Regions from separate parts of the Mus musculus genome. Here region 2 is linked to region 1. A link is a loop called in an ENCODE intact Hi-C map of the cell type or tissue named here. Cell type or tissue: left cerebral cortex. All regions are shown on one strand.

Region 1 (5,000 bases):
AACCAAACTGAAGCCTACAGGATTCTTTCCACTAGAGGCCATCTTACCTTTCACTGTATTATTTCTTTTAATTTTTGTCTTTTATTATCTAGTTGCTTGTTAGTATCTTTCTACTTGGAAACGAATGGCCAGGGTATTCATTCCTGCACCTGGTAACTCCCACAGATGACGTGAGTGCTCCTGCACTCGAGGCAGGACAGGCTCTTGGGAAAAACATCATTCTCACAGCCAGATCCTAGGTTTATCGCCTAACTTTCTTTTTGATTAAAAAGAAAAAAAATTCCTAAACTTGCATTTCAAACCTTAGATTTGTCTAGGTATTTCTTTCCTGTGTTTATCTTTCACTAGCTGGGCAACTTCTGAGGGTTCCCCATCCTGTATTCCTCTACAGAGTCCTAGGCAGAGTGTACAGCAAGTCTGGAGCAAGTATTGGTCAGACTCTCTGTGCCTGACCATGTGATCTCAGTTAATTGGCTTATTTTCTCTGAATTAAAATAGCGATACTTTTTTTTGGTTTTGTTTTTTTTTTTTTTTTTTTTTTTTTTTTTTGGTTTTGTTTTTTGAGACAGGGTTTCTCTGTGTAGCCCTGGCTGTCCTGGAACTCACTTTGTAGACCAGGCTGGCCTCGAACTCAGAAATCCGAATCAGCCTGCCTCTGCCTCCCGAGCACTGGGATTAAAGGCATGCGCTGCCACGCCCGGCTTCTTTTTTTTAACATACATATTTGTATGTATGTATGTGGATATGCCACCAGGGTAAATGTGTGGAGGTCAGGTGACACAGTCTGTGCGGCAGTGCTGAGGATCAAATCAGGTCCTCCTGTGGTGGCAAGTGAGCTGACTCACTGGTCCCGTGGTGTGGTTTGAATCATCTTGCTATAGCTTCTGTTTCTCTTAAAGCATAAATGTGCTTTTAGCTGCAGCATACGAGTGACTTTTCTTCCCCTTCTTTTTTTTTTTTAAAGATTTTATTTTATTATATGTAAGTACACTATAGCTGTCTTCAGACGCTCCAGAAGATAATCAGATGGTTGTGAGCCACCATGTGGTTGCTGGGATTTGAACTCAGGACCTCTGGAGGAACAGTCAGTGCTCTTAACTGCTAAGCCATCTCTCCAGCTGTCTTCTTTTTTTTTTTTTTTTTTTTTTTTTTAAGATTTATTTATTGATTATATGTAAGTACACTGTAGCTGTCTTCAGACACTCCAGAAGAGGGAGTCAGATCTCGTTACGGATGGTTGTGAGCCACCATGTGGTTGCTGGGATTTGAACTCCTGACCTTCGGAAGAGCAGTCGGGTGCTCTTACCCACTGAGCCATCTCACCAGTCCCCCCGTCTTCTCTTCTTAAAAAGTACAAAACTAAATGAAACTGGGAATTCTTAGTATTACTAAGGTCACTTTGTTGTCACCAAAGACAGCATCCCCTGTTGGTTCCAGCACCCCAGTGGCAGAGGCAGGTGGATCTCTGAGTTCCGGGCCAGGCTGGTTTACATGGTGAATGCCAGGCCAGCCAGGCCTACAAAGTGACACCTTGTCTTAACAAAATAAGACAAAAATTGATTAAAAGACTTAAATCTTCTCATGGTCCTTTCTGGATTTATTTGGGGCTCTGTCAATATGTCTGTCACCTAATTCTGTCCCTTAGCTGCTTGTTTTTTAAGTTTCAGCTTTTTATTCCATCTGTCTTAGCCATACTGTATTAAATCTGACATTCAATACACTACTGTGTTGTTTCTTGGGTCTCTGATCCTATTCCCAGAAAGATGCTCATTATTTGATCAGGATTCATTGTTTTAAGTGTTTTTATATCAAGTATCTATTCAAGACAGGTAGCTTTGATGTTGAGTTGCACGGACAAGCAAAATGATTGCAATGGACTTTCCCTATGTTCATATAGAACTGAAGGGTAAGAGATGATACAGAGTGCCTCATGTGGAATCACTGATATACTTTGTGATGCTCATGGTGTGTGTATAGTATATGTGTAGTGTGGGTGTGTGTGCAGTGAAGGTGCAAGATTGTCTCCTCCCACCCACTATGTAGGACCTAAGGATTAACCTCATGTCATTAGGCTTGGTGGCAAGTACCTTTTCACACTGAACCATCTTGCCAACCCTCCTACCTCCCCCCCCCCCATTTTGTAACTCAAAGATTTAATTCATTTGTCCATTTTCATATTAAACACTGGCTGTGAAGTTCCTCTGTGATGGGCAGTGGTACGGGACTTAGGGTTGCATACCTTGTACGCCCATGACCTTGGCATTCCCAGTGTGAGGGAAGCTTAGACAGGGGAATCTCAACTTTGAAGCTAGCCGAGGATACATAGACCGCTCTTCAAAACAAAAAGAACACAAAATCAACAAGGATTCCTCCTCCCATCAGGGAAGTTGTGTGTTCCCCTGAATGTAGTGATGCTTTGGCAGCCTGAGCCACGTAATGAGGCACACTGCTGTCCTGATAGACAGGTATTGCTGGGCTTTGAAAGATTAGAAAAGATTACCAAATGGGAAAAGAGGGGATGTGGGAACTGAGGCAAAGATACAGATGGCCTGAATGCATAGGGACCGCCACTGAGCAGTCTAGTGTCTCTAGAAAGCTGGGCTGATGGGAAATGCTGGGCGTCAATAACAGATAGGATCAAGCTGTCCTCAGACTTTGGAATGGTTTATCTAGGAATCTGAACTTTGACTTGAGGGCAGTAATGACGAAGTTCTTTAGCGCTGAAAAATACTAGCTTATTAACTGAGCTGTGTTACGCCATTTGAGGCCCTTTTGGAAAAAGGATTCTTGATGTAAAGAGATAAACGTGGTAACCTGTCTGGCTTTGTCCTCCCTGGTGCATTTGAGCACCTATACCTATAGTAGAATTGTCTTAAGTTTTACATTCCTTCCTGTAGGAAAAGCCACTGCAGTAGTGGTCCGATTACTTTTCTTTCTGATTTTCTGGTATGTTTACTGGCCATGTGGAAGTTAGATGGCATAGCTGTGAGTGTTATTAATTCAGCTTTTAAAGAATTGGTCTGATATCTGTGTGGGGCCTTGGCTAGGATTTGATCAGTGATGTCAGTACTCACGGGTACCACGTGGTGGCATTGGTGGCACTGCAGATGTTGGCAGCATTACAGTCTCAGTAGCAGTGGGAACCTTTGTAAAGCTCGAAATTACGTTTTGTTTATTTGGTTTTTTCATCATAAAGTTCTCCTGGGAACTATGAATTTATCATAGCTGTAGGAAGAATATGGCTTGATTTTAGTGGAAAGCAAAGTCACTTTCAAGGTCAAAAGACAGAGAAGGTGAAACAGATTTTGTTCCCCTCCAGCAGCTGAAAACCTAGCATCGGCATTTCTTCTAAAAGTGATGAAGAGACATACATATTGGGAAATTCTTTATTTGTCCACATCCTTTGCTTGTCAAATACCTTAGACTTGCTAGATTGTCTGTGACAGGATCTCACTGTGTAGTCTTGGCTATCCTGGAACTCACTATATAGACCAGGATGGCCTCAACTCAACTCAACTACTGCTATTAAAGCTATTATGCTTAGCTGAAATTACTCTTTTTTTTTGTTTGTTTTGTTGTTGTTGTTGTTGTTTGTTTGTTTTGTTTTCTGCTTTCAAGACAAGGTTTCTCTGTGTAACAACTCTGGCTATTCTGGAACTCACTTTGTAGACCACTCTGCAATCTGGCCTTGAACTCACAAAGATCTACCTGCCTCTACCTCCCAAGTACTGGGATTAAAGGTAGCTAGATTACGTCTTAAGGTGGATCAGTAAACAGTATGAACCTATGGGAAAGAAGAGTTCATTTTCTTGAATTGAAAACAGTAATTTGGGCTGGAGAGGTGGCTCAGCGGTTAAGATAACTGACTGCTCTTCCAAAAGCCCTGAGTTCAAATCCCTGCAACCACATGGTGGCTCACAGCCATCTGTAATGGCATCTGATGCCCTTTTCTGGTGTGTCTGAAAGTCAGTTACAGTGCACTCACACACGTTAAATAAATAAATAAATAAATAAATAAATCTTTTATAAAAAAGAAAAGAAAAAGAAAACAGCAACTTGTTATAGGCTTTCTAGAACATCGTAGGAAATTATTCAACACTGAATCCATGTAAAAACTAAATTTACTTGGATCTAAGCACAGCGATGTATCTTTTCACTCAGCTACAAATACATTTTTAAATTTTAAAAATAATAAGAAATAAATAAATGGGGCTGGAGAAGGGGCTCAGTGGTTAACAGACCACTCAGTTCAGAGGACCTGGATTCAGCTCCAGCTGATGGCTTCAATGCCCTTCCGTGACCTCTGAGAGCATCGGGCACGCACATGGAGATAAATCATTCATAAACCTGAACTTAAAAAAAATTTTTTAACTAGGCATTTTGTAGACTAATTAAATGTCTTATCTCACAGTAGCGAGTCTTTAGAACACAGTTTATATAGTTTGTGAACAGATTCTTGTGAATTTAAGCTTAAAGTACTGTAATTACCCCAGTCTGTCCCCCATCTTTAAAAGAAAATGAGGAGCTACAGTGAAGCAGATCTATCTGGAAGAGCTCGAGGGTGCACTCTCCTCCAACATCATTTTCAAACAATTGCAAGGTCATTAACCACATGAGTATGGTTGGATTAAAGGGTATTCAGCCAGAACTCATAATTCCATATTAGGTGATCTCAGCTCCCATGCTAAAATTAATTGCTGTGACATATTCTTACTTCGTGGCACATCTCTCAGAGTATATAACTTTCTTGGTGTTCTTGTTTGGTTTTGCAGCAGCGGGCGACCATGAAGTATAACCTGATAAAGCTGCAGCAGGAAATGGCTCACCTGGAAGCTGTGCTGGAGCAGCGTGGGAACCAGCCTTCTGGCCACTCCCCTTCCCTCCTAGCGGACCCTTGTGCCCTGGAAGACCTGCCAGATCTGGAACCAAACATGTCAGGAGCAGGTGTGTAGTGCTGAACAAATGCCAGTGTTACAAGCAAACTTCTTCCCTCCCTCGAC
Region 2 (5,000 bases), 53 kb after region 1:
CAGAAAATCTACCACCATTCTGACAAATTTTGTGCGTGCTTTCTGGGCTTTGATGACACATCTTCTAAAGTCCTCCAGGGAACGGAGTAAAAATAAAAACCCTTCCCATGAGGTTGGAGCAAGGACAGGGAGCCAGTGCTCCTGTTCTCCTGGGACTCTAGTTCAGTCTAGAGGAAGAAAAAAAAAAAAAAAAAAAACTACTTTCCACCACCTTCCCCCACCCCAGTAATTCTAAATAGCTTTCCTAAACCCAGTCCTATTTCCTAAGAAACATGTTCCAAAATAAATCATTTCTTTCCAAGTTCCTTGGGTAAGCAGAACCCAGCTGCAGGGCCGATATTAGACTTCCTACGTGGTTTCTGTCAGGCCTAAGAAACTCTGCCTCAGTTTCCCTGGCTCAAAAGAGAAACTGATGTTCTGCTCTAAAACTGGATGGATGTCTGAGCTGACCTGGAATCTCAGGTTCTGGCCAAGGGAGGGGCTAGAGGAAGGGACCTTGGCCGCCGTCAGGGTGACCCCGAGGGACTTGGCTACCTGAAGTATCCCACATGTTGAGCTCAATGCGGCGCTTGTCGATCTCGAAGCTGGCAGTGTAGTTCTCAAACACCGTGGGGACATAACTCTGCAGACACGGATGGGTCAAAATGAGAGAGAGCTGCTCTCCAGTACTCACTCACCCTGACAACTGCCCTCCTCCCTCGACACCCGGTCCAGCTCAGTCCCTAGACAGAAGTTGGTCTGAGGCTGGGCTAAGGGAAGATCCGGGGAGCTACTGCCTCCACCTCCTAGCTAGACTCTCAGATAACCCCCCTTCCCGGGTCCCTTTAGCCCCTAGTTTTTTCTCTCTCGGATGCCCGGGACCTCAGTCATTCTCCCGGAGCGCCCTTCCGGATCCTCTGATGCTCCTAAGCCCCATCCATTTCACCGCGTTCCTTGATTCCTTCCACTCCAATCCTCTGCAGTCCTTTCAGACCCCCCAACGCCTCCTTCCCTTCCTCTGAGCCTCTTTCTCTCCTCCCTGGTTACCCTGGTACCGGTTTCCAGCGGCCCCCGGGGCCCCTATAACCCACTCCCCGCAGCCTCGGTGCCCCTCTCTCCAGACGCCAATTCCTCACCCCGGGGTAGGCGTCCTTGGCGAACACCTGCAGCAACGCTGTCTTGCCGCACTCCGCGTCCCCCACCACTACGATCTTGCAGCGGCCACTCTGCCCCTCCATGGTCCCGGCTACGCGCCGGCCCCCCACGCCGCCCCCCTCCCGGGCACAGCCGCCGCTTCTGCCGCCTCCTCCCCCGCCGCTGCAGCTGCAGCCTCTCGGGCCGCCGACACCGGCATCTCGCGGGCCCGCGCCGAGCCCCCGCCCGGGGCTGCGGGCCCCCTCCGCCCCGCCCCTAGCCCGCGGGCCGCACCTCTGGCCCCGCCTCCCACCCGCACAGCCGAGGGGCGGGGTTCGGGACGGGGCGGGGCCTGGGAGGAGGGGAGGGGGACCCGAGTTAGACTCTAGCGCGCAGCTGTGACCCCAGGAGCGCCTGAGGGTTTGTGGCCAGCGAGCCCCGTTTATTTGAGTTCCTCGGGCATGGAGGCTGGGCTGACCGAGGGCGAAGTTCTGAAGGGTCAGCTGCGAAGCTCCATACACGGGCGCAAGGCCTGAGCCTTCTGTGTGCCCACGCGTGCACGCAGGTGTGCTAGTGCGGCGGACACGCGCGGCGGCAGCAATCTATTTCCCGAACACAGGGGGGCGTGAGATGTTAGGAAAGGGAGGATTTTTGATTTTTGTCTCCCTCCTCCACTCTCGGGTCCAGACAGAGCTTAGGGAAATGGAAGTACGGACCTTAGCACTCCCACCCTACATTAGTGACATCATAGCTTTCTATCTCCATAACGACGGGTGGCGGGATCTAGGCCTGTGACCAACCTAGAAGCATGGACTAAGTTCCTCTAGCCAAGTACTGAGTGGAAAGTTTTAGGGGAGCTTTTGCGTCCTCTGGTGGATGTTTTGGTAGAAAGAGCAAAGGGAAGGCTAAGGAAGCTAGAATCCTTTGACAGCTAAGCTGGGCCAGAGCTAAGCCCCAAAGCCAATTTCAGCCTCATCTCAGACTAGCAATAAGCAAACCGCCATTTGCATGACATCTTTTGCCTAGAAGAGGATGGAGAAAGGGGCTTGGAGGGCTGTGATCGGGATGTAAAGTGAATGAATGAATGAATGAATGAACAAATAAATACACATACATACATACATGCATACATAAGTGAAAAAAATCCTTCTTTAGCCGGGCATGGTGCTGCACGCCTTCAGTCTTAGCACTCATGAGGCAGAAGCAGGCAGATCTCCCTGAGTTTGAGGCCACTCTAGTCTATATAATGAGTTCCAGGTCAACCAGGTCTAAATAGAGAAATCCTGTCTCAAAACAAACAAAACTCTTCTTTAAGTCGAAGATGTTCATTTTAATGTTATCTCGTTTTGAATAACCGTGTAAAGGTAACTAAAGCACACAATCTCATCGCTGTTTTACAAAAAGTAAACAGACACACAGCATTAACACCCAAAACTGTTAAGTTTAAGTTAGAGATGTAACTCGGGAGTAGAGCTACATTCATGAGGCTCTGGGTTCTATCCTCAATTCCAACAAAAGGAAAAGAGAGTGTGAAAGAAAAGGGAGGTGGTGGCACATGTCATTTTAACCACAGAACTCCGGAGGCAGAGCCAGCCTTGTATTCATGGCACCTTCTAGGCTCCAGGCCAGACCTGGCTACATGGTGAGACCCTGTCTTAGAGGTTCTCATGCTTGTAGTTTGCCACTGCAAGAACATAGTGAGTAAGCCGGGCGTGGTGGAGCACACCTTTTATCCCAGCACTTGGGAGGCAGAGGCAGGCGGATTTCTGAGTTCGAGGCCAGCCTGGTCTACAAAGTGAGTTCCAGGACAGCCAGGGCTACACAGAGAAACCCTGTCTCAAAAAACAAGCAAACAAAAGAACATAGTGAATAAAGTCTGCTTATTAGTAAACGGTAGAGTTCAACCTGAGGCACAATTTCACCGGAGTCTGATCCACAGGTGGCTAGATTATAAATTCAGATTTTAAATTATCCTTCAGACTGTGTCACGACAACTTTTAATTCGTATAAGGCTTTCTACGAATAAATCAAGTCTTAGACTCGGCATGCCCCAGAATCTCCTCATGCTTATCAGTCACACGCACGTACACCACCACCCTCCACCTGCACCGCTAGTCTTTTCGCGCCCTCGCAGCTCGGTCAGCAGAGGGACTAGCCCTTTAAGTCCGCCCGCGAAGCCCCACCCCCCGAGCAAGGCCCCGCCCCACCCACTGGTGTCCGCAGCCTGCGCTCTTCCTGACGCGTGTCCCGCCCTTCCCAGCTGTGCACCGGTTCTGTACAGCTGGGAACGCACGTCGCGAGTCTAGCCATGTCCGCGGAGAGGGAAGCAGCTGAGGCGGCCACTGTGGCAGCGGCGACCGAGGCCGGGGCGGAGACCGGGACCGGAGCCGGGGAGGGTGCGCCTTCGCAGCCCCCGACAGTCGAGGTGGCAAGCGACCCGCAGCCACCCCCGGCCCCCGAAGCGTCAGCATCCGCTTCGGCACCGCCACTGCGCTGCCTGGTACTCACCGGCTTCGGTGGCTACGATAAGGTGAAGCTGCAGAGCCGGCCGGCGGTGCCCCCGGCCCCGGGTCCGGGTCAATTGACGCTGCGCGTGCGAGCCTGTGGGCTCAACTTCGCCGACCTCATGGGCCGCCAAGGGCTGTACGACCGACTACCGCCTCTGCCGGTCACCCCCGGCATGGAGGGCGCGGGCGTGGTAGTGGCAGTGGGCGAAGGCGTCGGCGACCGTAAGGTGAGCGGTAGCAGGGCAGGAGTGGGCGCGTGCCGGGGGTGTGGCCGGGCCGGGAAGCCAGCAAGGACGCGGGTGGACTAAACATGGAACACATGGAAAGCAATTTATGTCTCCAGGCGTCTGGGAAAAGGATTTACTGGGAACTGGCAACAGTGTTATTGCCCCTTCCCAAAGCATTTTTTAGTAGTGGCCGCCGCCCCAAGCGGAGTTGGGGGGAAAACAATAAGGCGCCCAGGCGCATGCGCAGGATGACCTGCTCGCCCCCCTCCCACCCCCTTCCCCAAGTAAAACCACACCTGTACCCCTGCCCACTAAACACTCCCGGGGCAGTTGTGGTTTGTGACTCTGAGTGGTGGCTAACTCCCCCTTCCCTCCCGAGGGAGCTTTGAGAAGCTATGTAGATGGGGTTAGGCGGAGGCTCAGAGGCCGTGCCAGAGCGCTAGTCACATGCAGCCCCGTGGTGTATGGGGGTGTATGACGGCCCCTCCCCGAGCTGGGCCAAAGGGGACACACCCATCATGGAGCCCAGAGAGGCTGGCTTCCCCCACCGCCACGGGCCTTACGCTACTACTCGGGTATTTGACGTGGGGGAGGCGGGAATCAGTCTCCCATCTTTGTCTTGGGCTTGCTTTCTCGTGACTGCAACTCCATCCCTTCTTCAGTGACTCAGCTAGCAGGCCACGACCCAGGGTTACCCTTGGGAACTTCCGGCCCAAACCGCTGCTCCTCCTCCCTTTCAGAGGACCCCAGCCCCCGAAATCCAGGCGGAGCCCATTTGGACTAGGGTAGGGAGGTGTGGCACCTTGAGCAGGTTGGCCCAGCTTTGCCGGTCTGTTTCTCGTTTATCATTAATCACAGCCATAACCTTGGCCACATGAGACTTACAGAAGACCAGCTTTCTGAGAGATCCCGATTGAGGCCTCTTTATATCAAGTGTTTAGGAGTTTCTTTTCAAATCCAGCACCTTCATGAGATGCTGCCCCAGAGCAGTCTGAGCCTTTGCTAACCTGCTGGGTTTGCTGCATTTGTTGAACATCAAAACAGCTCCTCCTTAAAGTCGTTCTTTCTGAATCCAGCTGTGGTCACACCCTTGCCCTGACTTAGATATAATCCTACTCTTGGATGGTGCTAAAAGGACTTTGGAGGGTAGGGG

What was found. Hi-C counts contacts between places; a loop is a spot of excess contacts. Peaks named below come from ENCODE experiments on the same cell type or tissue, not always from the same donor. Only the 100,000 strongest peaks of a DNase experiment are listed, where the experiment ranks them.
Region 2: a loop joins it to region 1, with 3 times the contacts of the local background. A loop is called at or near these places in 6 of 42 quality-filtered maps.

Annotation. Positions count from the first base shown.
Region 1 is chr11:101,517,215-101,522,214 of GRCm38, reverse strand. Brca1 (breast cancer 1, early onset) reads left to right here. Exons shown (of 23, transcript NM_009764.3): 12 at 4,773-4,944. Among named protein-coding and RNA genes, the nearest start is that of Brca1, 32 kb to the left of the region's middle. In left cerebral cortex, a CTCF peak has its summit at 3,085; a DNase peak (open chromatin) is centred at 3,083.
Region 2 is chr11:101,464,555-101,469,554 of GRCm38, reverse strand. Vat1 (vesicle amine transport 1) reads left to right here and starts at 3,356. Exons shown (of 6, transcript NM_012037.2): 1 at 3,356-3,847. The coding sequence starts at 3,422. It overlaps Rnd2 (Rho family GTPase 2), which reads right to left and starts at 1,380. Exons shown (of 5, transcript NM_009708.2): 1 at 1,116-1,380; 2 at 535-622. The coding sequence starts at 1,217. In left cerebral cortex, CTCF peaks have their summits at 1,748, 1,962 (motif pointing left), 3,250 and 3,805; DNase peaks (open chromatin) are centred at 1,904, 3,372, 3,812, 4,377 and 1 more place; H3K4me3 peaks cover 3,734 bases; H3K27ac peaks cover 3,014 bases.